Regions from separate parts of the Homo sapiens genome. Here region 2 is linked to region 1. A link is an interaction called in ENCODE POLR2A ChIA-PET data of the cell type or tissue named here. Cell type or tissue: MCF 10A. All regions are shown on one strand. Links, peaks and the distances in the headings refer to the core of each region. The heading gives the core; the rest is flanking DNA.

What was found. Peaks named below come from ENCODE experiments on the same cell type or tissue, not always from the same donor. Only the 100,000 strongest peaks of a DNase experiment are listed, where the experiment ranks them.
Region 2: POLR2A ChIA-PET joins it to region 1 with 6 read pairs; 27 of 35 experiments call an interaction of 5 or more read pairs at or near these places.

The regions. Positions count from the first base shown.
Region 1 is chr3:120,155,873-120,165,432 of GRCh38, forward strand. The region is part of intron 1 of LOC105374065 (a long non-coding RNA gene); the gene reads left to right. Among named protein-coding and RNA genes, the nearest start is that of GSK3B-DT, 66 kb to the left of the region's middle. In MCF 10A, for the core only: no CTCF peak of the experiment used is centred there; a DNase peak (open chromatin) is centred at 4,399.
Region 2 is chr3:120,097,822-120,108,979 of GRCh38, forward strand. It overlaps GSK3B-DT (GSK3B divergent transcript), which reads left to right. Exons shown (of 3, transcript NR_186629.1): 2 at 6,955-7,024; 3 at 10,353-11,158. Among named protein-coding and RNA genes, the nearest start is that of GSK3B-DT, 8.3 kb to the left of the region's middle. In MCF 10A, for the core only: no CTCF peak of the experiment used is centred there; a DNase peak (open chromatin) is centred at 5,030.

The sequences.
Region 1 (9,560 bases), core at 1-8,000:
TTTTCAGGTTATCTTTATAGCAGTGCCCCACTCCTGGTACCAATTTACTGTATTAGTCCAGTCTCACACTACTATAAAGAAATACCTGAGACTAGGCAATTTTTAAACAAAGGAGGTTTAATTGACTCACAGTTCTACGTGGTTGGGGAGGCCTCAGGAAACTTACAGTCATGGCGGAAGAGGAAGCAGGCATGTCTTACATGGCAGCAGGTGTGTGTGTGAGAGAGAAAGCGAATCTGAAGGAGGAACTGTCAAACACTTACAAAATCATCGATCTCATGAGAACTCACTCACTATCATGAGAATAGCATGGGGGAAACCACCCCCATGATCCAATCACCTCCCACCAGGTCCCTCTCTCAACACATGGGGATTATGGGGATTACAATTGGGGATGAGATTTAAGTGGGGACACAGAGCCAAGGCATATCAGAGCCCTAATCCAATATGACTGGTATCCTTAAAAAAAAGGGGAAATTTGAATACAGAGACACAAATAGAGGGGAGACAATGTAAAAAGACAGGGAAGAGGCCAGGCGCGGTGGCTCATGCCTGTAATCCCAGCACTTTGGGAGGCTGAGGCAGGTGGATCACGAGGTCAGGAGATCGAGACCATCCTGGCTAACATGGTGAAACCCCGTCTCTACTAAAAATACAAAAAATTAGCCAGGTGTGGTGGCGGGTGCCTGTAGTCCCAGCTACTTGGGAGGCTGAGGCAGGAGAATGGCATGAACCCGGGAGGTGGAGCTTGCAGTGAGCTGAGATTGCACCACTGCACTCCAGCCTGGGCGACAGAGCGAGACTCCATCTCAAAAAAAAAAAAAAGACAGGGAAGAGATGGACATCTACAAGCCAAGAAGAGAGATCTGGAACAAATACTTCCCTCAATCCTTAGAAGGAAGCAACACTGCTGACAGTTTGATATCAGAATTCTAGCCTCCTGAACTGTAAGACAGCAAATTTCTGTTGTTTAAACCACCCAGTCTGTGGTATTTTGTTATGACAGCCCTCACAAACTAATTTAAACATTTAGTGGCTCCCTCTAGCTCTATACATCTGGTGGGAAAAATCCTGGGTGGGCATAACTTAAATATTTGTGTTGTTTGCATTTACCAGAAATTTGGTAAGTTCATACATTCATTTATTTATTCATCCATTGCCCATCTCCTTATGCTGATTTATTAATTTTTAAATTACACATACCACTCTCTGGAAACTATTTTATCTTCTACTTACTTGTTCATTGTTTCACCACAAGCTTCATGAGAGATGCTGAATAAGAATTTATCCTTCCTTGTTTCCTTCCCTCTCTTCCTCCCGTCAATATTTAAGCACCTCTTATGTCTATTGTGTGCACAGCATTCCATGCTTGTCACTGTTAAAGCATAAAGAGGTACAAGGAATGTTTCTTGTCCCCAAGGAGTCTGTGATTTCTGGGAGGAGACAAAGCATGACCATGTGAGTGGCTGTATTCCACCACCAGGTAGTGGGTGAGTATGTGCTGGCCAGGTGCTGGATCATAACTGTTGCCAAGAGGGAAGGTGCAGGGGACTGAGGGTGTGCAGGAAAAGGCTCCCGGAGAGGAGGGGCCCGCACTTCAGATAAAAGAGGGGAACAGGAAGGAGTATAGTGGAGCAGAATGTTAGTAATCCATTGCCTTCCTTGATGCCTGGGGGCTATGTTTAGGGAGGAGTGGGGTTGCCTCAGGCCAGGGTTGATCAAGGCTTGGGGATAGGGTGATGCACAGAACCCAGAATCTTCATTCTGGCATCCCAGGAGGTCAGAAACAAAGCTCAGAGGCAAAAACTCTGGCCACACATTAAAATCATCTTGGGAACTTAAAAAAGGCTAATGTTAAAACCCTACCTTGACCGGGTACATCCCGGGATCTGCAGGCAGGACCTGAGAGAGAAGAAATCCTTTTAGGATGTGGATTGACAGCAGTGGCTCCTGACCGCAAGGCCCAGGCCACCCTGGCCCAGTCATGGGACACCCGCAGTTCTGGAGTGATGAGGGTAACTGCTGGAAATAAGGCACCAGGCTGCATTCCATTGGTATGGCCTCCTTGTCCTGAGCGTAAAAGTGCCTACTTGTGACATCAGAAGAATGTGTTGACAGATCTGTATCCCACTTCCAATTTTTACTATATTTTATGGTGGGAGCAGCAGCAACAGCAGCAGGATTAATTAAGCTGGTTTCCCTCTTTTTTTGGTCCCCATCAGCTTTCTGCAGCTGTTCATGGATAGAAACCATCCAGAAAGGTGTTTTGTTATTTTTGTTTTTTGAGGATATTGGAGACATTGGGTCCAGGGTTTTAGGGATTGTTATGGTTTGAATGTGACCGCCCCAAAATTCAGGTGATAGTATTAAGAGGTGATTTAGGTCACCTAAATTTAGGTGATTTAGGCCTTTAAGAGGTGATTAGGTCATGAGGGCTTCTCCCAGCTGAATGGGACTAAGACCCTTACAAAAGAGGCTTCATATAGCATTTGTCTGATTGACGCTTCTGCCTTCCACCATGTGAAGACTCGATGTTCCTCCTCTCTGGAGGACGCAGCCCTCACCAGGCAACTGAACCAGCCAGCGCCTTGATCTTGGAGTTCCCAGCCTCTGGAACTGTGAGAAATACATTTCTGTTCTTTGTAAATTTCCCAGTCTGTGGTATTGTGTTATAGCAGCAGAAAATGGGCTGAGACAGGAACCTTCCTCCTCAGGTCTTGGTGGCTCAATTTCTTCTAGCTGTATATGTAAGCTCCTATCACAGTGCCTGGCACATAGTGGGCCCTCAGCAAATGTTTGTTTCCTTCATTTCCAATGAGACAGCAGAGATTCTCAGAAATGTTAAATTTCAAATATGTTCTGACAGAAAATTGCTACCAAATTACTTTTTGTCTGTTCAGGACACTCTTGGTAAAAACAGAAAGATGGGAGCATAGAGAGTTGGCCCATCTTCAAAATAAACCTAGAAATGTTGGTTGACACCTAGGTGTCAGGCACTGCAGAGGCTAGCATGAAAATGCAGTGATAGATTATACAGGGCACTTGCCCTCCAGTATCTGATAATCTATTTGAACAGGTAAGATGTGAGCATGTGAAACCTTAACAATAAAGGATTTATAGAACAGCCCAAGACAACAGTAGAATTGCTGTCGGGGGCATATCAGGAGTATGCAATTTATTGCCTAATAAATCTGAGGACAGCTGGAACTGGTCAGAAAGAGGAAAAGCTACTTCAGGTTGGGGTAGTTAGAATGAAGGAGAAAGCAGCTGGTGTGAACAAAAGTGTTGAGCCTGATCTGGGCCTAGGTATGCCCCAGATACAGACAGCAAACCCAGCTGGCAGGAACAAGGAGAGTTTTAGGTAAGTTTAGTGGGAGGGTGAGCTGTGCCTCACTGGGGTCCCCCTTAAGACAGTTCTGGTGAGACCAGTCTTCCTCCCTTGATTAATTCTTCTTTGACAAGCATTTGCTGGGCACTGATCATGTGCCAGGCACAGTGCTAGGTGTGGGGGATTCCAAGATAATTATAACAAGTTCTAGGCTCAAAGAGCTCACAGTCTAGTGGGGAAAATGAGATTTCAAGCCCCAAACCAAGGTGAGATTTCATCCTGCAGGAAGTAGGGAGGAATGAAGATTTTTCTAGCAAAGTGGGTTTGAATTGAAAAGGGATTGTGGGCCGGGCTCAGTGGCTCACGCCTGTATTCCCAGCACTTTGGGAGGCCAAGGCGGGTGGATCACCTGAGTTAAGGAGTTCAAGACCAGTCTGGCCAACATGGCGAAACCCCATCTCTACTAAAAATACAAAAATTAGCCGGGCGTGGTGGTGGGCACCTGTAATCCCAGCTACTCAGGAGGCTGAGGCAGGAGAATCACTTGAACCTAAGAGGCGGAGGTTGCAGTGAGCCAAGATTGCACCACTGCACTCCAGCCTAGGTGACAGAGTGAGACTCCATCTCCAAAATAAAAAATAAAAAAGAAAAAGAAAAAGAAAAAAAAGAGATATTGTGGCTCTTCCCTCAGCTCAGTAGAAGATCTGAGAGTAGCACTGTTTCCATTTGCCACAGGGTCTTCTGGGTCTCTTGCGCAGAATCATCTTTTTGTGCCACTTACAAAGCACAATCCTTGAGAAAAGTTTTTCAGTTTGCAGGACTGACCGTGATCTTTTTAAACAGGGAGACTGCTTGCTGTCAGTATCACCTGTATTTTGCATTGAGCTTTCTGAAACTGAGGAGGACCAGGTAGCTCTAGGGAGCTCCCTTCCAGCCTCCAGGATGCTGATGCAATGACTGAGCAATGGAGAGTTTTGCAATATGCTTACAGAACCAGACCAGCTTGCTTTTCCTAAGGAAACCTTGGTGTCCTAAGAAAACCTCAGGCTGGGTCCCTGCCCTGCCGGGTTGAAATTCCTTCTGTCTTCTGGTAGCATGCCTGTAGCACATGCTCTGTAACCAGCTTTAGGGAGTCCACAAAAGGCTTTGGAATGAAGTCAAATTTCAGTGCAAACTCAGTCTCTGCCTCTAACCAGTTGTGTGATTTTTGGCAAGTGACCTAACCTCTCCCAGTTAAAGTTTCCTCATCTGTGAAACAGAGTCAATAACTACTTTGCTAGGTGGTTATAAATATTAAATAAGATGAGTATTAAGTGGTGCATAGCAGATTATCTTACATATATTTTCTTCTATTACAAAGTGCATAATATTTTTCTGTTTTTGTTTTTTTGAGACAGAGTCTTGCTCTGTCACCTAGGCTGGAGTGCAGTGGTGCGATCTCAGCTCTCTGCGAACTCCACCTCCTGGGTTCAAGTGATTCTTCTGCCTCAGCCTCCTGAGTAGCTGGGATTACAGGCACAAGCCACCACGCCTGGCTAATTTTTGTATTTTTAGTAGAGACGGGGTTTCACCATATTGGCCAGGCTGGTCTCAAACTCCTGACCTGAGGTGATGCACCCTCTTCGGACTCTCACATTGCTGGGATAACAGGCATGAGCCACTGCACCCAGCCAAAGTGCATAATATTTCTACTAAGGAAATTAGTGTCTCTTGGCTCCATCTTAAAAAAAAAATCGAATTTCCTGGCTTTCCAACTACACCTTTCCTTCTGGCCTCACCCTGATATTTGAGTTCTGCAGATGGATATGCTCCCTATAGTAAATGCACCTGTCTCAGATGGGTTCAGGCAGAAAATTCTATTTCCCCAAAAGTGGGCTGAGCCAAAAGGCTATCCTTGCTTTTCCAGATCTCTTCCCTCAGGAACAAATTGAAGACCAAGATGAGGAATTTTTGTGTAACACAAGAAAACATAAAGAGGATTTCTGCATATAAATCTGTGTTTTCCTTTGTAAGACTTTTTATCTACTTATTTTTATTCAACAAACATATGAAACTTGCTGCGTGCCAGGCACAGTTCAAACCATTTTACAAATATTAATTCATTTAGCCCTCATAACCTCATGAGGTAGGTGTTGTTACCCCAGGTGGCAGTTGGGAGCCTTTGAGCCATAAAGAGGTTCTGAACTTGCTGAAAGCAACATGGTCATGCAGGTGACTTGAAGCCCAGGCATCGCAGTGGGGATAGAAAATTATTGTACAAAAATTAATGAAGAGAGCACATCTAAAATGCCTTCTTTCCACAAAGGGTTCAAGATGTTATCACGGGGGATTTAAATTTAGGTGAAGCAGCAACACTGCCATCCATCACATAAGTTGAAGAGATACCTAAGCCTGGCTTCCCACTTGAACTTTTGTGAGCTGTGCTTCCCTGGGGTGCCCCTTAAGACAGTTCTGGTGAGGTCATTCTTCCTTCCTTGATTGATTTTTCTTTTGACAAGCATTTGCTGGGCATTGACCATGTGCCAGGCACAGTGCTAGGTACTGGATTCCAAGATAATTATAACAAGTTCTAAGCTCAAAGAGCTCACAGTCTTAACGGGAAAAGTGGAGAAATGAACAGTCACACATGCCCTAAAGAAAGGACTCTGCAAGGATATCTCTGCCATTCTTCGCAGAAGCAAGCCTCACCTCTCAACTTAGAACTGGCGTCAGTACATTTATTTATGTGAGAGGCAATTGCCACAAACTGTCCACATAGGATGCCTTTTGTTCTTTGATTGGCTTGCTCCTTCACCACATCTCTCTTCTCATCTCTCTGTTGTTTGGACTTCTTCTTCTTCCTCTTCTCTTCTCTTCTTCTTCTTCCTCTTCTCTTCTTCTTCCTCTTCCTCTTTCTCTTCCTCTTTCTTGTTGAGTTGAAGTTTCACTGGGTCACCCAGGCTGGATTGCGGTGTCACAATCATAACTCACTGCAGTCTCAACCTCCCAGGCTCAAGAGATCCTCCTGCCTCAGCCTCCCGAGTAGCTGGGACCACAGGCATGAGCCACCACACACAGCTGATTTTTTATTTTTTGTAGAGACAGGTTCTCACTCTGTTACCCAGGCTCGTCTTGGACTCCTGGGCTCAAGCAATCCTCCTGCCTTGTCCTTCCAAGGCATTGGGATTACAGGCGTGAGCCATGGGACCGTGCCTGAACTTCTTATCCATCTTCCCTTTTTTTCTCCTAGCCTTTTGCTTTCTTCTTAGTCACCCACAGACCTTTCCAGGGTGTCTCCCAGGCACTTATTCTCTGAGCCTAATGTTTCTTGGGAAACCTTGACACAGACCTTTTCAAGTTCACAACAGGTTTTGATTTGTGACATTGGCATTTCCTGTCTTCTTGTGACTTAAGTGGTGAACAAAACATCTCAAGATGTTCTCTTATTCAAATGTGGTTTGATTGGGGAATGCTAAGGTCAAGAATGTTTCAAGGAGCAAGACATCAGAGTGGGTGCCAGGGATAGGGAAAGCAAACTCTGAGGGCAAAGTGATAAGCTCTCTCCTGCTTTCAGCCTCCTAAACACCACTGTCTGCATTAAACCCTCCCTCTTGGGAGGCCGAGGCAGGCAGATCACGATGTCATGAGTTCAAGACCAGTGTGGCCAACATGGTGAAACCGCGTCTCTATTAAAAATACAAAAATCAGCCAGGTGTAGTGGCAGGTGCCTGTAATCCCAGCTACTTGGGAGGCTGAGGCAGGAGAATTGCTTGAACCCAGAAGGTGCAGGTTGCAGTGAGCTGAGACCACGCCACTGCACTCCAGCCAAGGCAACAGAATGAGACTCCATCTCAAAAAATAAAAATAAATAAATAAATAAATAAATAAACAAACAAACCCTTCCTTAACAGAGCCCAGATTGTGTTACTGGGAAAAGTGCAGTGGCCGGAGGGAATAGAGAAACTGTTTTGTTTGGAGTTCTGAGAAAGGGGACTCAGGAAGCTGTTGGTGATAGAGACAAACAGGTCTTTCTTCTGCTAATACTGCTTGTTACTCATTAACAAGCCTGCAAAGAAAACGTCTTTAAGACAAGAACTTTATCAAGAACTTTGCGCTTCTCTTCCATAAACTTCATTGCCCTGTTCCCCAACCCCCCAACAAACTTAAAGTACTGTCATTTTCAGAATTCAGTGACTCCTGGGTCTGCAGGTGATGTAGTTTCATGCTGTTAACTCACCGGAAGGCAGTGGAACCAGATGCGTGTTTTTCCTCCTGCTCCTCCGCTCTGGCCCCAAAACAGAAACTTTGCCTTCCTTTGTTTCACCCATTTATCTACCCAGAAATCCACCCATCTAGCATTTGTTGGGTGTATACTTTGTGCAAAGATCTGTAATGGCTACTCTAGAGGAGAAAAACGATGGAGAAGACATGCTCAATGCTTTCAGGAGCTTGGAATCTGTGGAGGAGACACATGTAAAGATAATACGATAAACACAGATACAGAAGAGATTTTATAGAACTTGCATTGACTTTTCTCTTTTCCTCTTTCAAAGTGATATCATTCTTTAAAAACAGGCCTCCTGCCTCTGATGCTTTTTTTCTCCTCTATGAACTCTAGGAAGGCCAAGTTGAACCTTTAAGGAAAGAGGGTTTGTGGCAGACCAGGACAGGGAAAGACATTGGGATCAGGATGGAATCCAAATGTTGAAATTCCAAGATTTTCAACAGCAGAGGACATATGCTGGGGTTAGAATCAGGCCTGGCTCCATGCTATGCCTTAGGACCAACAGAGACATGTATAGCTCAGATGACAGCAGCAGAGGCAATGTTTACTTCTCCAGGATTCCTTTGCACAATTTACTGCCCTTTCTTCAAGAGCAGAACAACCAAGAGCATGCCAAAAGTCATGGCACATTCAGCCCTTTAAGGATTTCATCACTGGATTAGCTGATCTTAGGTAAAAATTTAGGAAAGGAGGTGGGGAAGGGTAGGGGTGATGCACAGAGTAAATGATACATTTGGTGGCAACATTTTGTTGAGCACAGTTATGGTGTTTGCACATTGCTTTTGAACAAAATGATAAATTTCAATCAGGTCTGGCAAGCGTTACAAAGTCATTCTAGGTCAAATGGATAACAGAAGCCTCTATATAGTTGAGTCCAAAATACAGACCCTAAGACAGCCTTCCTTCTCTTTTTTCTCTTTCTTCTTTCTTTCTTCTCGAAACGGAGTCTTGCTCTGTCACCCAGGCTTGAGTGCAGTGGCACCATCTAGGCTTAGTACAACCTCTGTCTCCCGGTTCAAGCAATTTTCCTGCCTCAGGCTCCTGAGTAGCTGGGATTACAGGCATGTGCCACCCACGCCCGGCTAATTTTTGTATTTTTAGTAGAGACGGGGTTTCACCATGTTGGCCAGGCTGGTCTTGAAATCCTGACCTCGTCATCCGGCCGCCTCGGCCTCCCGAAGTGCTGGGATTACAGACGTGAGCCACTGCTTCCAGCCCATCCTTCCTTATTTAACTAGGGAATCAATCAGCTTTCTTTGGGGATGGCTGGGAAAGGTTGAAGAAAGAATGTATGCTCCACCTGAGCCTTGAAGGATGAATAATTCACAAGGGCACAAAGTGGGAAAAAAAATTCTAAACAGAAGGATGGAGATGTAGAAGGGCGGGGATGGTGGGACTAAGGTTCTAGAAGCAGACAGAGTGAGAAGGCTAGAAGGATTGCCAGATTTAGAGTCCACATGAATGAATGGTGGGCTGCTAGTGGTGGCATGCTGGGAGGAAGGGAGCTGCAGGAGGGGGAGCCCAGCCACAGGACCCCCAGGGGCAGGAAGAGTCCAGGGTCTCCAGGGTTTCCTATGTCCATTGAGGGAGTGTTTCTGGGATAAGAGGCTTCTTAGGGAGAACACAGAAGAATCTGTTCAAATGGAACTTTGGTAGAAGGTACACTGGGACCCAGGGTAGCCCGGCAGCAGCTCTGATGGCTTCTCTGGTTCCCCTTCTTTGGGTGGGTCAGCCTTCTCCGGGCCCCTCCTGGCCAGCCCCAGATTACAGTTTCTGAAAAGACTCCTCTCGGGAGTCATTTCTCTTTTATTATGGTACCACTTGGACAGCACACACACAGCACAAGAAACTGCAAACCCATGCACAGAATAAATTAGGAAATTCCTGTTTAAAAGTAGATGATAGAAGAAGCTGTGCTTCCAGGAGGGCCTCATGGTTCAGTGCCTGGAGAGTCCAGGGGTGTCAGCA
Region 2 (11,158 bases), core at 1,266-9,265, 57 kb before region 1:
TAATAAATTTCTATTTTTTTACTTTTATTTATCTTTTAATCTCACTGTTATCCAGGATGGAGTGCAGTAGCACAGTCATAGCTCACTATGGCCTTGAACTTCTGGGCTCAAGCAGTCCTCCCACCTCAGCCTCCTAAGTAGCTGGGATTACAGGTGTAAGCCACTGTACCCCACCTCTGTGTTTGATTTTAAGGGGAATTGGCCCAAAAAATAACATTTATATTATTTCTTCACTATGATTCACATGTCCCTCAGAAGCCTCTAATTACAATGGAATTCTTAAAAAAAATTCACATTTCTCAGCAAAGCTTTCCAACGAAAATTTTTATGATAATCCTTTGTCATATAAGTTAAAATAGTAAAACTAGACAATAGTGAGTAAGTATTATATTTGAGACACCTGCTAGGCATCTGATATAAGGTGGATGAGAGGATCAGTGTCCTTTGGGAGTTTACCCTCTAGGGAAGCAACTACATGAAAAGTTAAATAAATTATAAAAATCACATTTTGAATTGATAAAAGTTATGAGACAGAACATAATTTGGTTTTTATTTATTTTTTTGAGACAGGGTCTCACTTTGTCCTCCAGGCTGGAGTGCTGCGGCCTCAACCTCCCAGGTTCAAGGGATCCTGCTGCCTCAGCCCCCCAAGTAGCTAGGACTACAAGGGTGCACCACCACACCCAGCTAATTTTTGTATTTTTTGTATAAATGGGGTTTCGCCATGTTGCCCAGACTGGTCTCAAACTCCTGGGCTCAAAATCTGCGTGCCATGGCTTCTCAAAACGCTAGGATTACTGGCGTGAGTCACCATGCCTGGCCTATAATTTGTTAATATGGTTGTTACTACAAAGTTTAAAATAAATTGCCCATGCATTCCTATTTATAATAGGTGAGTGGAGGACACTTCAATCTAAAGTGATCTTAAAGGAGGAGTAGTAGGATTTGAAGATGAAGAAAGAAGAGGGGAGGTAAATTACTTTCCATCACTTCAATTTCAACCCATCAGATAAAACCTCTCTTTAGTAAACCTGCATGTGGGTGGAGCTGTAACAGCAATTAAGGACAGTGTGACTCTGTTCTTCTGACTTTGGGAAAACCAGTTTGGCTGGAACAAAAAGCTGATAGAGAAGACTAATGGAAGATAAGGTTGAAAAGGTAGGTTTGAGGGAGCTTTGTTACAGGAAAAAAAAAAAAAAAAAACTGGGCTTTGTCCTGTAGACAGTGGAGAGGTACTTTAGCAGATGTAAGACATTACCATTATAGGAAAGCCTCTGAAGTAACATACACTGTGGTTTTTCCTGTTGCTGAAAATATGCCCAGAGTAACAAGATGTGGCATAGTTGGTTATGTGTCTTATAACCAGTGAGGTGTGCCCAAATGGGAAATTAATGAATGACTACCCAAAAAGAAGAGGGAGAGTGTTTGAAACACTGTCACTGTGAAATAGACTGGTTGTATGAAAAGTTGCATATCAAGCCTTTGGCAAATTATATAAATACTCTGATTTTGACATCTTAAAGGAGTATACTATAGAAAATAAAAGAAAAACACTTGAATCTGTTACAGGAAACGGGTCATGATCCAGACCCCAGGAGAGGGTTCTTGGATCTCACACAAGAAAGAATTCAGGGTGACCCCACAGTGCAAAAGTCAAAGCAAGTATTAAGAAAATGAAGGAATAACAGAATGGCTACTACATAGAGCAGCCCTGAGGGCTGCTGGTTGCCCTTTTTTTTTTTTCCTTTGAGATGGAGTTTTCGTTCTTGTTGCCCAGGCTGGAGTGCAATGGCGTGATCTCGGCTCACCACAACCTCCACCTCCCAGGTTCAAGCAATTCTGCCTCAGCCTCCCGAGTAGCTGAGATTACAGGCATGCGCCACCACGCCCGGCTAATTTTGTGTTTTTAGTAGAGTGAGGGTTTCTCCATGTTGGTCAGGTTGGTCTTGAACTTCCGACCTCAGTTGATCTGCCCGCCTTGGCCTCCCAAAGTACTGGGATTACAGGCATAAGCCACCGCACCTGGCCTGGTTGCCCATTCTTTATGGTCGTTTCTTGATGATATGCTAACCAAGGAGTGGATTAATCATGCCTCCCCTTTTTGGACCACATAGGGTCTAAACTGTCATGGCACATTTGTAAACTGTCATGGCACTGGTGGGAGTGTAGCAGTGAGGACGACCAGAGGTCACTCTCGTCGCCATTTTGGTTTTGGTGGGTTTTGGCCAGCTCCTTTACTGCAACCTGTTTTATCAGCAAGGTCTTTAAGACCTGTATTTTGTGCTGACCTCCTATCTCATCCTGTGACTTAGAATGCCTTAACTGACCATCTGGGAATGCAGCCCAATAGATTTCACCCTCATTTTGCCCGGCTCCTGTTTAAGATGGAGTTGCTCTGGTTCACATGCCTCTAACAAATCCTTTTAGTTTTTCATGCTTGTCACATGTTTACTTCTAAGGGTATAATCATGTGGTTTACTATATTATTACCGATTAGATTATTTTGAACTACTTCAATTTTATTTATTTTACCTCATTTCCATTCACATTTTTTGAAAAGAGCTTTTTTATACAAGAGTGTAAATATTTTCACATTGAATAAATGAATTGAAAACAGTATGTGTTGATTGAATACTTGAAGTATACTTCTTTACAGCAAATTCTAGGAATTCAGCTTTGTTTTATGTGCATTAAAATGTAATAAATATAGGCCTGAGAAATTCTCAGAACAAATATTTTAGGCCCTCAGTAGCTGTAAATCGGGAACGGTCAGATTTCCTTCACATGGAAATGGGACTCACATCTCTCAGAATGGAACAGAAGTCTTTTGGTCTTTAATCTATGTCATGTTGATGGGAAATGTGAAAGCTACAAGAAAATTGGTATTTGGTTTCTTGGATATTGAATATCCTTGGCCAGGGGTGCAGGGAAGTGAAAAAAAAGTAAGACCTCCTATGGATCATCCAAAAAGGAATTTCAGAATGCAGAGAGGACTGGTCTCCCTTAATCAGGCCAAAACTTTATTTGAATTGTATCAGGATGCTTCATTCCTGTGCCCTGTAGGATGGAATCTTGAAAGAAAATGGGAAGGAATGTACAAAGCCTCAAGGAATGTGTTTCTCTGTAACATCTAGATCAGACAGTAGTATGAAGTGCCAGATATGAAACCAGAAAGGATCCTTATGAGAGTTTATAGCTCAGTTTTAAGATGTTTTACTATCTCTGCTGTCTTATTTTTTTATTTTTATTTTTAGAGATGGGGTCTCGCTCTGCTGCCCAGGCTGGAGTGCAGTGGTGTGATCATAGCTCACTGCAACCTCAAACTCCTGGGCTCAGGTCAACCCTCCTGCCTCAGCCATGCCCTGCCACTGCCCCCTTCCCCCGCAGTAGCTGGGGCTACAAGTGCATGCCACCACACCCAGCTATTTTAATTACTTTGTAGAGACAGGGTCTTGCCATGTTGTCCAGGCTGGTGCTGTTGTTCTTTATTTTTACAATGTATATTGTGTATGCACTAGTAGTGTTCAGTACTTGAAGATAAAAGTAGTAATTTAGGAAAAATAACCATTATTCCCCTAACTAAATCTTGCTACTCTTAGGACCAGTTAGGAGTCTTAGGAAAATATCAACTCTGATTGTTTTTTCTTTTCTGTTTGTTTGTTTTTATTGTTGTTGTTATTGTTTAGATAATTTGTTGCTCTGTCACCCAGGCTGGAGTGCAGATGTGTGATCATGGCTCACTGCAGCCTACCTCCAGGGATAAAGCAATCCTCCCGCCTTAGCCTCCCAAGTAGCTGGGACTTACAGGCACACAACTGACCTAGCTAATTTTTTTATTTTTGTAAAGGCAGAGGTCTTCCTACGTTGTCCAGACTGGTCTTGAACTCCTGGCCTCAAGCAATCCTCCCACCTTGGCCCCCAGAGTGCTGGGATTACAGGTGTGAGCCACTATACCCAGTCTGGTTTTTTTTCTTTTTTTTTTTTTTTTTTTTTTTTTTGAGGACTCAACATGTCCGAGACAGTTGAGTACACTTCTACTTTCTCTAACCACTTCTTGACAATTTGAATACAGTTTTCATTTTTAGTCTTCTTATCAAAAGTGTTCCAATTGTACTTTTTATCCTTAAGGACTTTAAATATGATTATATAGAATTTCATAAATTTTGCTGGCCTGTGTTGGACAACACATGAAAAGACACGAATATCCTAATTCCACCAGGAAGTGCTTGTTGTCTACTGTGTGCCCAGGTCTGTGCCACATATGGTGGGAAACATTTGCTTGCAACAAATTGAGAAAACTGCTGTATATGCTTTAAAACCTAACTGGTTTATTCAACTGCATTTTAAAAATATTTCCAAGGCCAAAGGCTCTTGGACCCTTTTAGAATTAAAAACAAATATCTTACACAGCCATATCAGCTGGAACTCTGAGGAAGCAAACTATCCTATGGAGGTTAAGCTTTTAATCTGGCATGAGAGGAGTTAAAGTGAAGTACTTCTAAGCACCAGAGAAACCATCTAGTGGGAAAAAAAGAATTCATCAACAGGGAGTTGCCAAATGAGGACACGCACATGCTTTGCCTTCATTATCTAACTTTCTTCCAGTATAAATAGAATTACATGGAGGTGTAAGGCATTTCTCTTGATCTCAGTCAATGCTGTGCACATCGTGGGAACTCAGTAAATGTTGGCAAAATGAGTAGTGTGATTGTAATTGAAAAAGCGAAACAATTATAACCATCAAAATTACAACTTTATAAAATATCTGCATATGGACAAGCACTCTGAGAAAATACTCCCCCCAAAAAAGTTGTTTTATTAATTTTTTAGTTTTCTGAATTTTTTCTTACATTAATTTTTTTCCTATTATCGGTTCTACAATATAATTTGAGTATCAAAATTTCTTAATTAGATGCATTCAAATAGAATCACAGCTTGGGGCAAGTCTCCGTTCACCACCAGGCTTCAAACATGTCATGGCATATCTGGCAAATTGGTAGTTTCAGGCTGCCAAGAGGTGATTTACATAAGGGTTTTGGTGGAAAGACTGCCAAGAAGTGTGGATGACAGAGAGGTGGGGGTTGGCCAGACTGCTTTTCAGTCAATTTGCACAGCTACAGTGCACCAGCCAGTGTTCCAGTTGGTCAGTGCCCATGCCATGCCAGCTGTTAATCCTTGGATTGAGGGAATGACACCTTACCTATCTTGAAGATTCATATTCCAATACAGCCTCGTGGAGTCCACTAGGAAAGTACCAAGAGCAGAAATAGGAGTGCACTAAAATCATTACTACATCACACAACATAATCAAAAGATGAGGGGTTACAGCTTGTTGCCACTTGTGCAGAAAATGATGGCACGATTTTGCAGTATTGGAGATTCCAGGAAACAAGCATTTTGATTCTTTGAGGGCCACAACGGAGGTCATGAAGATGTCCAGCAGCACATGGTAATGACCTGGCTTAATGGGGCTGGCTCACTGATGAGTACTAGAAGTGTTCAAGAAAACTCAGCAGCAGATATCCACGTGGCCGCAGATATGCCTTATTCTTGAGCCCATGTAAAACACTGTGTAGGGGCTCTTAGAAATTATGGGCAGAGGATTTTGCAAGGAGCTGAAGTTCGGCATCAGCAAGCAAAGACAGGAGCCAATGAAATACGGATTGCGAAACTATTCCTAATTAGTTCATTATTAATGTAATCAGATAGCTCATATAGAGTTAATGTAATCAATAGCTCATATAGAATATGAGAATGGGAGGTCCATCTGCTGTTTCCTCACTTGGTGGTCCCCATTTCCGCAAGGTTCTTATTTGTGTTACCATTTCACGAAAATGAAAGTATTGGTAGTTTTTAAAAACAGTTCAGGGCTTTTTTTTTTTTAACAACACAACCCATATATGCAAGTCAAATACAATTCTTCATCTGGTGCTCAACCAAAGAAAGAGTGATACATTCCAATACTGGAGGAAAAACTGGCCTGACTAAATTTATTGATATTTAAGGTCTTGTAAAGGGTAATTTTGAAAGTATGTAATTTCCACTTAAAATGCTATTTTAAGAACCTGAACCTTGCTGTAGTAGTTCCTTTTCATGCTGCTAATAACGATATACTCGAGACTGGGTAATTTGTAAAGGAAAAAGGTTTAATGGACTCACAGTTCCACATGGCTGGGGAGGCCTCACAATCACTGTGGAGGGCAAAGGAAGAGGACATCTTACATGGCTGCAGGCAAGAGGGCATGTGCAAGGGAACTCCTCTTTATAAAACCATCACATCTCATGAGACTTATTCACTATCACAAGAACAGCATGGGAAAAACCTGCCCCCATGATTCAATTACCTCCCCCCAGGTCCCTCCCACTACATGTGGGAATTCTGGGAGCTACAATTCGAGTTGAGATGTGGGTGGGGACACGGCCAAACCATATCAGCAAGTGATTTGGATGGGGACACAGCCAAACTTGCATCAAGTGAGGTTTGGCTGTGTCCCACCCAAATCTCATCTTGAATTGTAGCTCCCATAATTCCCATCTGTCATGGGAGGGACTCGGTGGGATGTAATTGAATCATGGGGGGCCAGTCTTTCCCTTGCTATTCTGGTAGTGAGTAAGTCTCACAAGATCTGATGGGTTTATCTGGGGTTTCCACATTTGCTTCTTCCTCATTTTCTCTTGCTGCCACCATGTAAGAAGTGCCTTTCACCTCCTGCCATGATTCTGAGGCCTCCCCAGCCATGTAGAACTGTAAGTCCAATTAAATCTCTTTTTCTTCCCAGTCTAAGGTATGTCTTTATCAGCAGCGTTAAAATGGACTAATACATTTGCCTAAGCGGAAACTCGGGTTCTACTTTTTATACAGAGCTTAATAGTTTATAATGAACATTATAGTAGTAGTTGTGCATCAAAACCTATAAGGTGGGCAAAACAGGTAATACTTCTCCCATTTTACAGGTTAAAAAATGGAGGCAACAGCTGGGTACAGTGGCTCACTCCTGTAATTCCAGCACTTTAGGAGGCCAAGGTAGGCAGATCACTTGAGAAAAAGAGTTCGAGACCAGCCTGGGCAACATAGTGAGACCCTCTCTCTCAAAAAAAATAGCCAAGTGTGATGATGGACACCTGTAACCCCAACTACTTCAGAGACTGAGGCAGGAGGATCACTTGAGCCTAGGAGGTCAAGGCTGCAGTGAGCTGTGATTGGGCCACTGCACTCCAGCCTGGGTGACACAGAGAGACCTCTCTAAAAAATAAAAAAATAAAAAAAATGGAAGCACAGAAAACTATACCTTTTCTAGCTCAACTTTACCACATTGATGAAAAAGTATTGAGCAGCCACAGGTACATGACATTCCACTATGTTCTTGGGATAATATTAAAGAAAAGGCATGAAGGTATGCTCTGAGCAGGCAAGAGAAGTCACATAAAATGAGAGTAATTTATAATGTGATTTTTTCCCATGGTCCTTCTTTTTCTCATTTAACTGTTTACTCCTTTATATGTTATAGCAATTGTTGTTTAATAATTGCATTAAAATAAATAGATGCCTTGGACACTGATACTCTTGGAATACAGAACAATGTTCATAGCATTTAATATATGGATACAAGATTTTTTAAAAGGAAAGATGTATATATAGGGTCCTACCAGATTAGAAGTATGATTGCAGTTGGAATTTAATTAGTGAGCACTTACTAAATACCTATTATGTGCAAAGTATTGTACTCAATGAGAGTGAATTTATGTATTTATGTATTTATGTATTTATTTATTGAGATGGAGTTTTGCTCTTGTTGCCCAGGCTGGAGTGCAATGGCATGATCTTGGCTCACCGCAACCTCCGCCTCCCGGGTTCAAGTGATTCTCCTGCCTCAGCCTCCTGAGTAGCTGGGATTACAGGTGTGTGCCACCATGCCCGGCTAATTTTGTATTTTTAGTAGAGACGGGGCTTCTCCATGTTGGTCGGACTGGTCTCAAACTCCCAATCTCTGGTGATCCACCCACCTGAGCCTCCCAAAGTGCTGGGATTACAGGCGTGAGCCACCACGCCAGGCCCGAGAGTGAATTTTTTAAAAAGAAACAAGACATTATCAGTGTCCTGAAGAATTTTGAATCTGTTTTGGAAGAAAAAAGATATAGGCTAGGTATTTTGAAGGTCCTCAACAAATATTTGTTGAGTGAATGGATGGATGAATTATTACTGGCCCAAGGCAACATATGATGAATACCAAGAAAATGAGGGCATGTGTACATACATAAGAGTTCAGGGCATAGCTGAAGTGAGGAATGGAATACTCTACTGGCCAGATCCATCCCATATACCCACCCTTGAAGAAACTGTCCCCACAAGAAAGAGAAGTTCCATTACAAAAAAAATTTTTTAAGATGAAGGGCTGCAACAGCACACTGGACAAATGAAAACTACTGCTACCCCAGGCCACTATAGGCCTACTTTGTTAACAGATTCCAGTAGGATATTTATGTTCCATCCCCAAAGCAGGAGAGGGTGCAGACCAGTGCCAAGAAGGAAATCTGGAGCTATGTATCAAGAGAACAATCTCACATGGGATTGATCACTAACTTTATAAGGATGGACAAGGCAGATGAGAAACAAAGTGGAATTAGATAACAGAATGTAGACTTTGACTCTCTCACTTTTAAGGACTGTGAAGTTGTGGAAATAGTAGAAAGGTCAAAGAAGGGAGACAGTAGACCATTATATCAATTTTTTAAAAGACTGCAAAGAATATTAGATTCATTATTAAGACTTTAGAGGCCTCTACAACTATATAGAGTCAGAATTATGAAGGTAAAGTCACATTGCAGGGCAACTTTGAATAGATAGAATACTTAAGCTAAGGAAATCAGGAATTAGAGGTAGGTAACAGTACACTCAGAAGGTATGGGGATACTAAATATTTCTCTTGAACACAAAACAGAAATTGTCCTGACCCCCTTCCCCATAATGTCTTGAAGGAGTAACTTGAGGCCAGTATGACAATCACTCTGGAAGCCAAGAAGTGGCTGTCTTCTATCTAAATTAAGATTTGCATTACTTGCTAATAGAATGGAACATTAAGCAGTAGTTTGGAATCTTCCTCACAGAGAAAGTACAAGCCAGTGGTGGCTCATGCCTGTAATCCTAGCACTTTGGGAGGCCAAGGCCAGCAGATCACTTGAGGTCAGGAGTTCGAGACCAGCCTGGCCAACATAGTAAAACCCTGCCTTTACTAAAAAATAGAAAAATTAGCCAGGTGCAGTGGTACATGCCTGTAGTCTCAGCTACTCAGGAGGCAGGAGAATTGCTTGAACCCCGGAGGCGGAGGTTGCAGTGAGCCAAGATCATGCCACTGTACTCCACCCTGGGCCACAGAGCAAGACAAACCAAATTGAAATAATCCATGCTGATATTTTGTACATCTGCAGGGTTAATGGTAATCTATAGGATTTTGTCAAAGATACAGCAAAACTTATCTCCAAAGGGAATGAGTCAAAAGTTGCAAATTTTAGAGACTGGCTAAAGCCTTACAAGCAATCTAATACATTTTTTCCCCTCTGGAAAGTGCCCAAAGACCCAGTGAATCTGGGGACAAACCTCAGTGCTTCTGCCAGGTTCCCATTTAAAAGAGAGACTGGACCCTTACCTTGAACTTTAGTGTTGAGGCTATAGTCTATTGGCATCCAAATGATTACTTATGAAAGAAGCTTCATCATGCTCCCTTAAAAAACAACTTATTCCCTGCCAAAACTAGGATTGTGTTGCTTTAGGAAGAGGATACATACTATGTGACAGCCAAATGATGATTTGCCAAAAAAAATAAAAATCAAGGCTGGACGCGGTGGCTCATGCCTGTAATCCCAGCAGTTTGGGAGGCTGAGGTGGGTGGATCAGGGGTTTGAGACTAGCCTGGTCTACATGGTGAAACCCTGTCTCTACTAAAAATACAAAAATTAGCCTAGTGTGGTGGCTCATGCCTGTAACCACAGCTACTCAGGAGGCTGAGGCAGGAGAATCGCTTGAACCTGGGAGACAGAACTTACAGTGAGCCGAGATCATGCCATTGCACTCCAGTCTGGGCAACAAGAATGAAATTTCATCTCAAAAAAAAAAAAAAAAATCAAATTCCATTGTGATGGCAAAAGAGCCTCCTATCACCCAGAAGAGGGAAGGTAGCCTATATTAGACATGGCCTTACAGACTGTTGACGAGGAACTTGCTGAAGGCTACCTGAAAATAAAATAATAGGAAATGGGCATTTTGCTATTTAATGATCTGGAAAATTGGAAACCACCTTGGTCTAGGCAAATCCTTGGGGAGGAAGTTTAAGTCTTTTTTTTTTTTTTTGAGACAGAGTCTCGCTCTGTCGCACAGGCTGGAGTGCAGTGGCGCAATCTCGGCTCACCGCAACCTCTGCTTCCTGGGTTCAAGTGATTCTCCTGCCTCAGCCTCCCGAGGAGCTGCGACTACAGGCACGTGCCACCGCACCCAGCTAATTTTTGTATTTTTAGTAGAGACGGGGTTTCACCATACTGGTCGGGCTGATCTTGAACTCCTGACCTCATGATCCACCCGCCTCGGCCTCTCAAAGTGCTGGGATTACAGGCGTGAGCCACCACGCTCGGCCAGTTTAAGTCTTAAGTGTTAAGGCAAAGCACTTAAGGTAGCCACACCTATAAAGTGGAATTGTCAGGTCATTTTCAACCTATTTCTTTGCCTATGAGAGCTCTCATGTGACATATGCCTAGTCTACCTTCAAATGAGAAGATAGCTGCCCTGTAAAGCACTTGGCTGTGGGAGGCACTCTCACTTCCCAAGAGGTTGTATATAACTGAGTCAATGTACACTCATGGGGATGTCTAGGAGGCCAGAGATCCACTTGCCATTCATGTGGCTCCAGAGGCAGTGGACTTCCATGCTTCATTACTCATGGCCACTCCCCAAGAGTACCTGCTCTAAGTAGCCATCAGTAAACCATTCCATAAAGAAATGCTAATGTGACCAGGTGGCCTAAAAGAGTCTGTGGTCTGCTGCTTCTTGGCCCTGGATTAGGACTGTTTCTGTTGTTGGAAAATATTTGATTCTTGAGGGGGATGAAATGAGGCAGCACCTGTGAAAATTGTTTGAAAACTCTAAAGGCCCGTACTTGTGTAGAGGATG